Regions from separate parts of the Homo sapiens genome. Here region 1 is linked to region 2. Evidence: chromatin contacts called from ENCODE Hi-C or POLR2A ChIA-PET data. All regions are on one chromosome and are shown on one strand. The core of a region is the stretch at or near the end of the contact, and the rest is flanking DNA. Distances in the headings are between cores, read along the strand shown. Region 1 holds the start of ESRP2 (epithelial splicing regulatory protein 2). Region 2 overlaps ATP6V0D1-DT (ATP6V0D1 divergent transcript).

Region 1 (6,073 bases), core at 2,778-5,277, 730 kb before region 2:
TGGTTCTGGCAACGGAGTCAGCGCGCCCTCTGGCGGGTGCTCGGCAGCCACTCTGCACAGGTGCGGGGATCCCAACCCGGGAGGTGGGGCCCAACGCGCTGGCTAGTGGGGTGGCCCGGGACATAAGGAGGGTCGCTGAGAGCGGGGACGGGTCTGGGCAGACGAGTGTGGATCTCCGCGGTGATCCCCAGCGTCGAATCCTCTTCCACTGCGAGATCTTTCTTGGTAGCGAAGGGAAGGAGGGAGGGCGTTTTCGCACCACTCCTAGACGCCCTGGAGGTTCCAGGAGACCCGCCACGCTTCCCGCCTCCCACCCTGTATCTGCCCGGGCTTTCATGTCCCCGAGGCAACAGCGCCGGCTGCCTTTAGGAGTGCAGCCCAGGCAGGCCTGAGGGCCAAGGTGAGGGTAAAATTTCGCGAGTATGAGGCCCACGGAACCCAGTTCTTTCTTCCAAATATCTGGCACGCGGTTTTGAGAAAGGCGGCTGACCTCAGGCGGCCTGGGCCGTCGGGGCCTTGCTTACCTCTCTGCCGTACCAATCTCCTATTCATTAATTCATGAACCCCAGGGGAGCGAGGAGTGGGGTGGGGGTGGGGGACAATTTTTAGAGAAGTACAGAAATCTCAAACTACAGAAGGGACCCCTGCGGAAGGTAGAAAATCTGGAGGAAGGCCGGGAGCGGTGGCTCATGCCTGTAATCCCAACACTCTGGGAGGCCGAGGCGGGCGGATCACGAGGTCAGGAGTTCGAGACCAGCCTGTTCAATATGGGGAAATCCCATCTTTATTAAAAATACAAAAATTAACCCGGCATGGTGGCGCGCGCCTGTAGTCCCAGCTACTCGGGAGGCTGAGGCAGAGGCAGAGGCAGAGGAATCGCGTCAACCCAGGAGGCGGAGGTTGCAGTGAGCCGGGATCATGCCATTGCACTCCAGCCTGGGGGACAGAGCGAGACTCTGTCTCAAAAAAAAAAAAAAAAAAAAAAAAATTCTGGAGGAAGAGCTGGAGCCCTAGATAGAGAAGGGGTAGGGCTGGAGAGGAGGAAAGGGCACAGATGAGACCCTACTGCAAAGGCCTGTGTCTTACCATTGCTGAAATACCCTGTGGCAGAAGAAGCTAGCCTTAGACAACAGTTCATTCATTCAGTGACAGGCGTTGGGGGTAAGCCTCTATCTTCGAGGATAGGATGATGGAGCGGGGAGACAATACACGATTAATAAATCGTGTTATAAGTTGGTTAAGTTGGGGGGTTGGGGGGCAGAAAGAAGCAATGAGGGTCGGTTGGGGTCAGGAGTGTGGGTTGTTTAGTAATAATGGGGTCATCTGGAAGGACTCATCTGAAGATGAGTAAGGGATCTCAGCAAAACAGGACCCCACCCTCCTGCCCAGTATTTAAACGAATTTGGTTTTTAAAGAAGAATGCAAGGGTTGGAGCTGAGTGCACGGTAGCTCATGCCTATAATTCTAGCCCTTCGGGAGGCCGAGGTGGGCGGAGTTCGAGACCAGCCTGGTCAACATGGCGAGACCCCGTCTCTGCAAAAAATACAAAAATTAGCCAGGCGTGGTGGCTCACGCCCGTAATCCCAGCACTGGGAGACCGAGGCGGGTGGATCACCTGAGGTCAGGAGTTCGAGACCATCCAGCCTGATCAACATGGTGAAACCCCGTCTCTACTAAAAAAATACAGGCGTGGTGGTGCACGCCTGTAATCCCAGCTACTTGGGAGGCTGAGGCAGGAGAATCGCTTGAACCCAGGAGGCGGAGGTTGCAGTAAGCCGAGATCGCGCCATTGCACTCCAGTCTGGGCAACAAGAGCAAAACTCCGTCTCAAAGAAAAGAATAATAAAAATTAAAAAAATAAAATAAAATAAAAAGAATCTAAGTTGCAGGAGTTGTCTTGCTATGGGGGCAGCCGGATGGGCATCCGGGGTAGTTTAGGGGAGCCGCACTGTGCTACCAGCCCGTGCCTCAGGTTCACGACCCAGCGGCGACTTGGACACGCATAAGCGCGTCTTCCGTGGGAAAGCGCTCAGGACTGCCAGAGACGCCACAATGGAGCAGTCACCTCGCGAAGGTGGCTTCCGGGAAGAGCGGGCGTCGAGACTCAGGCTGAAGAGGAAAAAGGGCCTAGAGGCTGCACAGATGAGGTCGCCAGGAGGGGCGAGAAGGAGACCGAGTAGCGCCCAGACCTTCGGGCGGGGACGCTGTGACCCTGTGCTGTAAGAGTGGAACCCAGACAGGAGCCAAGGAGGAAGCGACGTGCTTCTGTGGAGCTTTAGGAATGCGGCGGTTAGGGCCACTGGTTTAGGGGAGTTGGCTGGAAGGGCGTGGCCGGAGGAAGGGCCGCCTCCACCAAGCGCAGGCGCCCTACCGGGCGGGAGGGGGAGGAGCGTTACTCGCGGTTGCGCCCCGCCCCGCGAACAAATATTTGACATTCCAGGCTTATCGGGAGGAGGGGCCCGAGGAGCAACGTTCTCCCTTCCCCCGCGCCTGATTCGCTTACCGCTTCCGGGGGAGGAGACGCATGGGCCAGTGCCCGGGTGGGCGGTCCGGAGATGGACAGCCGCGCACCAAGGCCCGCCTCCACCTGTAGGGAAAGTAAAGTGCTACTCGCTCGAACCCGCCGGGCGAAGGAAGCACTTCCCATGCTCTCCCTGTCGCCGTGTCCGGGCGCGAGTCATTTCCGTCCCGGGCGCCTGTTTCTTTAGCTGCCAAGTGGAGCTACGCTGAGCTCTCTCCCCCCGGGCCTCGCCCCTTTCCCGGGCATGAGCTCTGGTGATGCGCCCGGGTGCCCCGCTCTCTCCATTGTCCAGGGGCCGGGCCGCAGCACCCTCCTTGTCCGAAAGCGCGTGGTGCGGCTCCCGTCTCAGTCTCGAGTCGGGCTAGGCAACCGCGTGACTCAGTTCCCGCCACGCTGGAGCCCCCTCCTTCCTGCTGGATTATTCAGTTTCTCAGTCACTTATTCAGTTTCTCAGTCACCTCCCTGGGAGAGTTTGGGAAAGTAAGGAACGGCCGGGAAACGCGCCATAAAGGAGCCTCACCAAGCTCCACTGGGCAAAGGGAGGAATGGGAGCCCCAAATGCGGGGCTGTCAATTGGGTTGTAGGTGCGGGATGGAAAAGGGAGGATCTGCAGCCCGCATGCGCGCACACACGCTCAACGCTAGCCCCCCATCGGCCAGAGCGCTCGCAATCTCCAGGCAGCTTCTCCACCGTCCAGAAAGGGACGAAAGCAGGCAGGCCCCCACACGTGGGGTAGGAGTGAGGCTCCAGGCCCGTTCTACCCCTCTCAGCCTCGTCTAGGGTGCAGCTCTCTGCGATTTGGGGGGTTCCTTTCCCCAGCATTGAGGCCTGCCCACTCCCAACCCACAACGACCGCGCTCTGGCACTTCTCAGTGCCAGGCTAGCGCTCGGCCCTAGCATCTGCGTGGACAAGCCCTTCCCTGTGATCCCTGGTGACCACCCCACAGCTCTAACAACGCTGATGTTCCCGCCGCCCTCCCCTTTCCCAGGTGACTTCTGGTGATCCCCCTACAGGGTGATACCCGGCAACTCTCACCGCCCCCTTGACCCTTTGACTTCCATCAACCCCAGACCTGCCGTGTTGACCCCCACAGCCCCTAGACTGCCTCCTGGTGACTTCCATACTGGAGAAGGCCTCTGTCTTGCACGCTCCTTTGCAGAGGCCTGACGACCCCTGGGGAAGAGTGGGGGGAGAGCGGAAGAATGGGTTAGCCCCCAAAATCAGGCAGGACCAGCCCTGGAAGTAGGAATCCGGATCCTAAGCGTGCGCCCAGGCCGGGAGCGTGAGCTCTTGCGTCCTGGGTTGAGTTCTGGCGGCCCTCCCCCAAGGTTCCCGGAGCCGCCCCGGTCACGTGGCCGGCGGGGCCGGCAGGTAACTCGCCTGGAGAGGGCGTGGGCCGGTAGCCGCCCCGCCCCGCGGGGCGCCACGGGCGGGTCTTGGCAGCGCCCACTGAGCCAGCCGGGCCGCAGGTGCCGCCCCCGATACACGGTGTCCCGCCCAAGCTGATCCGCGTCTGCGGTCGGTCGGTGCGTGCGTGCGCCTCGTCGGTCCGCGTGTCTGGCCGAGAGCCCCCTTCCTCTGCGGCCATGACTCCGCCGCCGCCGCCGCCCCCTCCCCCGGGCCCTGACCCCGCGGCCGACCCCGCCGCGGACCCCTGCCCCTGGCCCGGATCACTGGTCGTCCTCTTCGGGGCTACGGCGGGTGCGCTGGGACGGGACCTGGGCTCGGACGAGACCGACTTAATCCTCCTAGTTTGGCAAGTGGTTGAGCCGCGGAGCCGCCAGGTAGGGTGGAAAAGAGGCGGTGAGGTCCCCAGGGAGCTTCCGGGGTCGAGGGGCGCGGCTGATCGGTTTCCCCCGCCGCTCACAGGTGGGGACGCTGCACAAATCGCTGGTTCGTGCCGAGGCGGCCGCACTGAGTACGCAGTGCCGCGAGGCGAGCGGCCTGAGCGCCGACAGCCTGGCGCGGGCAGAGCCGCTGGACAAGGTGCTGCAGCAGGTGAGCGCCGGGGTGGGTGGCGGCATGGCCTGGACGTGAGGACATTTCTGGGCGGGATTGGCGGCCGGAGGCTAGGCCTGGCGTGCCGCAACCAACCGGTCCAGGCGGCAGGACTGGGCTCTTGTTTGAAACTTTGAGCGACTCTCGCGTGTGCGTGCCCCTTTCATCCGCGCGTGCCAGCCATTCCCCTGGGCTCCTTACTTTTCAACCATTGCAGGAACCTACTCCTACCGAAGGGATCGGGACGCAGGCTTTGGGATCCATCCCCAGTTCCCGCCCGGGGAGCGAGGCCGAGACGCCTTTGGGAGACCTGCTGGGTCAGGTCTCCCTGAGCCGCAGCCGGAAGCGAAAGGGGTCGAGGGGCCCATATAGGTCACCTGTCCTTGCGGCCCGCGTCTTCGGCCTGCTTGGGAGCTGCTGGAGCGGAGGCGTAGGGCGGTGTCGGCCCTAGAGGTAGACGCCGCCAGGTGTAAACTGCTCGTCTAGGCCTGTCCCGGCCGGCTGGCCAGGCGTGGGCGCTGTCCCGGCCTGGCCTGGGGGACTATCTGCCTGCTGAGTGCAAAGGCCTGGGGTGCCTCCTGCCCTAGCTGAAGTGGGAGGTGGTTTCCATTGCTGTTTTCTTTTCCTTATCTTCACTACGGCGCTCATTCTATGTCTGACTCTTGAGTGTAATTAGTGTAAGTCCTTTTTATACACTCACGTTCTTTCATCTTCCAACAACTCTTGTGGTTCCTGATGAGGAGGCACCACGATGATGATTCCTTGTCTGTTCCAGAAGGGCTCCCGGCCCTTCACTTGGGGAGTTTGCTGGAGGAGAGCTGGGTTGCCTTGCTCTGTCAGCCCCAAGTTGTAAAGTGTCACAGAATTGGCAGGGAGGGTTCGTGGGTCACTGATTAGTGTTTATACTTCTCCAGCAAGGATGGAGGCTGGGGGAGGGCTGGGCAGCCTCAGGAGTGCCACCCCCTCTATGAGCAAACAGCTCAGTGCCAGCCGGTCAATAGGATGTGGGTCAAAGCTCATGCTGCCCCTGATGTCCAAGTGTGGAGCTCTGTCCTTGGAGTTTCTCTGCCCCTCGGTTGGTCAGACCTGGAGGCGGGGCTGCCATTGACCATGAGCCTTCTGGGCCTCAGGCAGGCCTGGGCCTCCCCCACCTGTCTGAGGGTGGTACCCGGTCAAAGACAGGTTTAACCTGCTTTGCCCCGCCCCTTCCCACCTGCTTGTCCCACTCCAGGTGTTTGCTCTGGCCCCACTCCAAACTCCTGGAGTGTGTGTGTTGAGGGCTTCGGTTATATGTGATTGCCCTCATTTGGCCTGGAGGAGGTGACAGTGGACTGGAACAGGGTTGGGGGGTGAGGGGAAGGGACATAGGGCTAGGCTCAACAGGCGTGGCCTCTTATTCCCAGGCAGGATAGGGCTGAACATCTGGCTGAACCAGCTTTGCAGCCTGCCTCCTTCCTCCTACCCTCACTTCCTGCCTGCCCAGCTGTGAATCTGTGTGTTTCTCTCTCCCCATTCCCTATCCCCAGTTCTCACAGCTGGTGAACGGGGATGTG
Region 2 (6,347 bases), core at 2,309-4,808:
CTTCCTCAACTCAACCCGGATGGTGCTGCCCTTCTCCCACACCAGCAGATGATAGATAATAGAGTGTCTCTAGACTGGGGAGCACCAGGCAGTTAGGAGTCAGATTATCATCCGAAAAGCAGAATGATTACAGAGAAGTTTATATACTGAATATGTAGGCACTGCTCTTCTTCTCTAGGAAGGATCTAGAATGCCAGCAGCCAGAGTATACCTGCAGGCAGGAGATTGGCAGACACCTCAAGAGAAAATAATAAACACATTGACATTGACATTGAGCAGAGTGGAGAAGGAGGTTCTAAAGGAAATGACCACTCACTATGACACTGAAACTGTGCACAAGCCCCACTCAATGCCTACTACTGCCAATCAGTTTTCTAGGGCCTGACTCTTCTATATAAGGAGAAAACCAATAATCAGCAGATATTAGAGAAATAAAGGTAACACGGTAAGCAGAGATGAAAACAACAATAACAAATCAGAGGAAATGTACATTCTGCATTAATATTCTCAGAGATATTAGAGAAGACATTACATCCATAAAGCAAGAACAGCATGCCTCAGGAATAAAAGGGGGAAAAAAATTCCAGAGAGCAATGTTAAAGCCTTGAAAAACGAAACATATGATAGCAGAAGTGAGAAACTCAATATAAGGGTTGGAAATAGAGTTGAAGAAATCTCCAGGAAGTAGAGCAAAATGACAGTAATGGAAAGTGTAAAGTGAAAGGGACCGGGTGCCGTGCTCACGCCTGTAATCCCAGCACTTTGGGAGGCCAAGGTGGGAGGATTACTTGAGGTCAGGAGTTCGAGACCAGCCTGGCCAACATGGTGAAACCCCGTCTCTACTAAAAATACAAAAATTAGTTAGATGTGGTGGTGCACATCTGTAATCCCAGCTACTCAGGAGGCTGAGGTGGGAGAATCACTTGAACGCGGGAGGTGGAGGTCGCAGTGAGCCCAGATCGCGCCACTGCACTCCAGCCTGGGTGACAGAGCGAGACTCCATCTCAAAAGAAAAAAAAAAAGAGACAGAGAGAGAGAATTTCCCATAATTGAGGTACTATGTGTGTTTCCAGATTGAAACGGCCTGTCCCAGGGTGGCTAGCTGTCACAGAGCAAAGGGTCTCAAACCTTTTGGTCTCATGACGTCTTTTCACTCTTCAGTATTTTTGAGGATTCTAAAGAATTTTGTTCATGTTGGTTATATCTATTATGAAAGGAAAATAAAATCTTGGGACCCCAAACTCATTATGTCAAAGGGAAAGTTAAGCTTGGGAACCACAAAAACTGCCTTCCTTTCCCAAACGGACAGCTGTAATTTCACAGGCTTAGTTATGTAAAATGTAGATCTACTAAGCCCGAGACAATGCATAGTTGACTCCCCCGACCCCTTTTCACATATAAAATGTAGAGTCACTGAGCTGCTAATCACAGCCTCACAACAATGTCACCACTTGCCGCCCTGCCTACCCTCCTGCCCGCTTTTTTCCCCTTTCCTCCCTCCCCTCCTGCTGCCTCTTTCCTCTTTGGAAAAAGCACAGGACACAGATCGTACTGTGACTTGTGTCTCTTTTTCCCCGGGCGTGTCCTCAACCTTGGCAAGATAAACCTCTAAATTGATTGAGATGCCTCAGTCACTTTTTGGTTCACACCATTAATATTTACCATGTGAGAAATTAAAACAGAGAAAATGTTTACATGTTTATTAATTTATTTAAAATGATATCATGAAACCATTACATGTTAACACAACTTTTTTTTTTTTTGAGAAGGTGAAGGTGTCTTGCTCTGTTGCCCAGGCTGGAGTGCAGTGGTGCGATCTTGGCTCACTGCAACCTGCCCCTCCCAGGTGCAAGCAATTCTTCTGCTTCAGCCTCTCAAGTAGCTGGGATTATAGGCGCATGCCACCAAGCCCAGTTATTTTTTTTTTTTTTTTTTGAGACGGAGTCTTGCTGTCGCCCAGGCTGGAGTGCAGTGGCGCGATCTCTGCTCACTGCAGGCTCTGCCCGCTGGGTTCACGCCATTCTCCTGCCTCAGCCTCCTGAGCAGCTGGGACTACAGGCGCCCGCCACCTCGCCCAGCTAATTTTTTGTATTTTTAGTAGAGATGGGGTTTCACCATGTTAGCCAGGATGGTCTCGATCTCCTGACCTCATGATCCGCCCGCCTTGGCCTCCCAAAGTGCTGGGATTACAGGCGTGAGCCACCGCGCTCAGCCAGCCCAGCTAATTTTTATATTGTTAGTAGAGATGGGGTTTCATTATGTTGGTCAGGCTGGTCTCGAACTCCTGATCTCAAGTGATCCTCCCACCTCAGTCTCCCAGCGTTGAGATTACAGGCATGAGCCACTGTGCCCAGCCAACACAACATACTTTTAATGAAAAATAACTACATTTTTCCAAACCAAAAAGAAAGTGAAAACAGTGGTATTGTTTTGTATTTTTTGCAAATCTCTTCAATGTCTGGTTTAATATTCTGGTTTAATTCCCATATCTGCTTCTATACTCAACCTGTTTCAACATCACATGTCACAAACAGCCAGGCGCAGTGGCTCACACCTATAATCCCAGCACTTTGGGAGGTGAAGGCGGGAGGATCACTTGAGGCCAGGAGTTGGAAGACCAGTCTGGGCAACATAGCAAGACCCCTCTGTCAGTATAAAAAACAAAATAAAAAAACACATGTCATGTAGCCTCTGGAAAATCCCACTGTACACTCATGAAAGACAAATAATATCTTTTTTTTTTTTTTTGAGACAGTGTCTTGCTCCATCACCCAGGCTGGAGTGCAGTGGTGAGATTTCAGCTCACTGCAATCTCTGCCTCCCGGATTCAAGCAATTCTCCTGCCTCAGCCTCCTCCTGAGTAGCTGGGATTACAGGCATGCATCACCACACCCAGGTAATTTTTGTATTTTTAGTAGAGACTGGGTTTCACCATGTTGGCCAGGCTGGTCTGAAACTCCTGACCTCATTATCCATTTGCCTTGGCCTCCCAAAGTGCTGAGATTATAGGCGTGAGCCACCGTGCCCAGCTGACAAATAACATCTTAATATTACCGTGAACCTAGTGTAGACTTTATGGATACTTCAAAAGGACCGCACTTTGGAAACCACAGAGTTAAACAATATCAAGTCTCATTGGCTTCATGCAATAAAAATGTACTCCAATGAAGACTGGCCAGCTTCCCATGGAGAGCTGGCTTTTTCCATCATGCTGTAAATTATACCATCTGGAATGCGTGGTTTCCAAGTTTACTGAGAGAGAGAAGGGGGCTGGTGAATCAGGTGGGATGCTTTTAAGGGTAGGGCCTGAGCCAGGCACACTGGCTCATGCCTATATGACATCAGCTATTAGGGAGGCTGAGGTGGGAGGATTGTTTGAGCACAGGAGGTTGAGGCTGCAGTGAGTCATGATCACAGCACTGCACTCCAGCCTGGGTGACAGAACAAGACTCAGACCTTTAAATAAAAAAAAGACTAGGGCCTAGAGGTGGGGCATGTCACTGGAAATGTCATCTTCCTGTGTGTCCAGGAAGAGAATTGGGTGTGGTGAACACTTAGCATCTGCTCCACCCCTGGGGTGATCGTGGCGCTCACATGATCCTGTGACCGGAAGCCTCCACAGGGTCACTTCATGAACATTTCTCATGTTTCTGCAGCATTTTCAAACAGTTGCCCTGTTAGTGACAGCAGTTATAACAGGTGACTTTGACTTCGAGCATTTGTCCCATTCAAATTAATTTTTCTATTTTAATTATAAAAGTAATACATGTTCACACACACAAAGCATCATTTCAATGATCAGAAGGACAAAAGAGAAAGATAAACATTACACCCCATGGAACCTCCTTGAACTGTGTCACCACCCGCGAGAAGCATAGTGAATTCTCTCAAAAAGTTTCTTTGCATCTCTAAGCTTACATCTACATCTATTTTTTGGAATGCAGTTGGGGTCATATTATGCATACTGTTCTATAAATCCGGAAGGAGGGGCATTAAGTAGACAAGATGATATGCAGAAGCAGATGGAAGGTAGAAAAACTCCTCTGCATGAATTCAGGGCTCCCTCTGGCTGAAAGAAGAAAAAGAAGAGCGTGGCTGGGGATGTGGCCGTAGAGCAATGACAGTCAGGCCTAGCCTCCCAGCAGCACGCAGGAGAGGCAGCCAGACCCCCAGATGGACTGCCCAGTCCTCACAGGCAGATAGGGTGTGGACAGCCTCACAAAAATGCCTGGGTCCCCAGCACTGCAGAGTCTTCAGCAAGTTGCTGGGCCTAGAGTCGTGACGACTAGGCATGGTGGCCTTCTCAGTGGTCATCTGTGAGGACACATAACCATGGACTAATTCCCCTCCTACCCTCTGCGTGGCATAACCCTGAACAGAGAACAAACACAAGAACAAACCTAGTGCCAGGAGTGGAACCCTGCCTGTTTTTGTATAACCCACAAGTCAAGAATGGTTCCTTCCTTCCTTCCTTCCTTCCTTTCTTCCTTCCTTCCTTCCTTCCTTCTCTTTCTTTCTTTTCTTTCTTTCAGAGGGTGTCTTGTTCTGTCGCCCAGGCTGGAGTGCAGTGGTGTGATCTTGGCTCACTGCAACCTCCGCCTCCTGGGTTCAAGCGATTCTCCTGCCTCAGTCTCCCAAGTAGCTGGGATTACAGGCATCTGCCACCACACCTGGCTAATTTTTGTATTTTAGTAGAGACAGGGTTTCACTATGTAGGTCAAGCTGGTCTTGAACTCCTGACCTCAAATGATCCATCCGCCTCGGTCTCCCAAAGTGCTGGGATTACAGGCGTGAGCCACTGTGCCCGGCCTTATTGATTGATTGATTGAGACAGGGTTTCATTCTGTCATGCAGGCTGAGTGCAGTAGTGGGATCACAGCTCACTGCAGCCTCAACCTCCTGGGCTCAAGGGATCCTCCAGCCTCAGCCTCCCAAGGATTTTTTTTTTTTTTTGAGTCGGAGTCTTGCACTCTCGCCCAGGCTGGAGTGCAGTGGCGCAATCTGGGCTCACTGCAAGCTCCGGCTCCAGGGTTCAAGCCATTCTCCTGCCTCAGCCTCCTGAGCAGCTGGGACTATAGGCGCCCGCTACCATGCCCGGCTAATTTTTTGTATTTTTAGTAGAGACAGGGTTTCACTGTGTTAGCCAGGATGGTCTCAATCTCTTGATCTTGCGATCCGCCTGCTCGGCCTCCCAAAGTACTGGGATTACAGTCATGAGCCACCATGCCTGGCATTTTTTTTTTTAAACCAACTAAGAAGCACTGAAGTTTTTCTAAAGTTTTTACATTTCTCTCCTTCTCCCTCCATCTCTCTTTTTCTCTCTCTCTCTCTCTTTTTCCAAGATATGGTCTCCCTCTGTTGTCCAGGCTGGAGTGCAGTGAGCTCCTGGCCTCAAATGATCCTCCTGCCTCAGCCTCCCAAAGGGTAGGGACTACAGGTGCGCACCACCACACTCAGCTAATTTAAAATTTTTTTTGTAGAGATAGGGTCTCCTGATGTTGCCCAGGCTGCGTCTCCAACTCCTGGGTTTAAGTCATCTTCTTGCCTTGGCCTCCCAAAGGGCCAGGATTACAGGCGTGAACCACAATGAAAAAAAATCGAATGGAGGCTATTTTGTGACACATTAAAGTTATCTAAAATTCTAATTTCAGTGTGCAGACATGGAGTTTTATTGAAATGTAGCCTGGTTCATCTGTTACATGGTGCCTGTGTCTGCTTTTGGGTTCCAACAGCAGAGTCGAGTTGTTGGAACAGAGATCGTAAGTGGTGCTCTCGTCACTTTTCTTTGCTGCTCAGTGCACTATAAATTGCAGTTTTGGGCCGGGTGTCGTGGCTCATGCCTGTAATCCCAGCACTTTGGGAGGCCGAAGCAGATGGATCACCTGAGGTCAGGAGTTTGAGACCAGCCTGGCCAGCATGGTGAAACCCCATCTCTACTAAAAACACAAAAATTAGTTGGGCATGGTGGCGGGGGCCTGTAATTCCAGCTACTTGGGAGGCTGAGGCAGGAGAATCGCTTGAACCCGGGAGGCAGAGGTTGCAGTGAGCTGAGATCGCACCATTGCACTCCAGCCTGGGTGACAAGAGCGAAACTCCGTCTCAAAATAAATAAATACATAAATAAATTTCAGTTTTGAAGTTACAACTTGATAGTTTTGTTGTTGTTGTTGTTGTTGTTTGAGATGGAGTCTTGCTCTGTCGCCAGGCTGGAGTGCAGTGGTGTGATCTCGGCTCACTGCAACCTTCACCTCCCAGGTTCAAGCCATTCTCCTGTCTCAACCTCCTGAGTAGCTGGGATTACAGGTGCACACCATCACGCCCACCTAATTTTTGTATTTTTAGTAGAG

What was found. A loop is a pair of places that touch in the nucleus more often than their neighbours do. ChIA-PET counts read pairs that join two places held with the same protein, here RNA polymerase II (POLR2A). Pooled maps may share reads with other maps.
Region 1: a pooled map shows a loop between it and region 2 (3-fold over the local background). The contact joins the promoter of ESRP2 here to the enhancer-like site in region 2. A Hi-C loop is called at or near these places in 1 of 168 maps with a recorded cell type or tissue (PC-9) and 5 of 50 pooled maps. POLR2A ChIA-PET finds 5 or more read pairs at or near these places in 2 of 52 experiments (PC-9 and naive thymus-derived CD4-positive, alpha-beta T cell).

Annotation. Positions count from the first base shown.
Region 1 is chr16:68,234,081-68,240,153 of GRCh38, reverse strand. ESRP2 (epithelial splicing regulatory protein 2) reads left to right here and starts at 4,027. Exons shown (of 15, transcript NM_024939.3): 1 at 4,027-4,306; 2 at 4,392-4,520; 3 at 6,047-6,073. The coding sequence starts at 4,109. RefSeq lists enhancers at 1,476-2,062, 2,063-2,651, 2,652-3,239, 3,240-3,828 and silencers at 2,320-2,419, 2,450-2,539, 3,850-4,079.
Region 2 is chr16:67,501,747-67,508,093 of GRCh38, reverse strand. ATP6V0D1-DT (ATP6V0D1 divergent transcript) reads right to left here. Exons shown (of 4, transcript NR_184227.1): 4 at 1,691-4,069. Among named protein-coding and RNA genes, the nearest start is that of AGRP, 21 kb to the right of the region's middle. RefSeq lists an enhancer at 3,257-3,366. Within about 2 kb of position 3,558, at least 13 of the 41 ENCODE cell types and tissues checked have a DNase peak (open chromatin) inside an H3K27ac peak, as active enhancers do.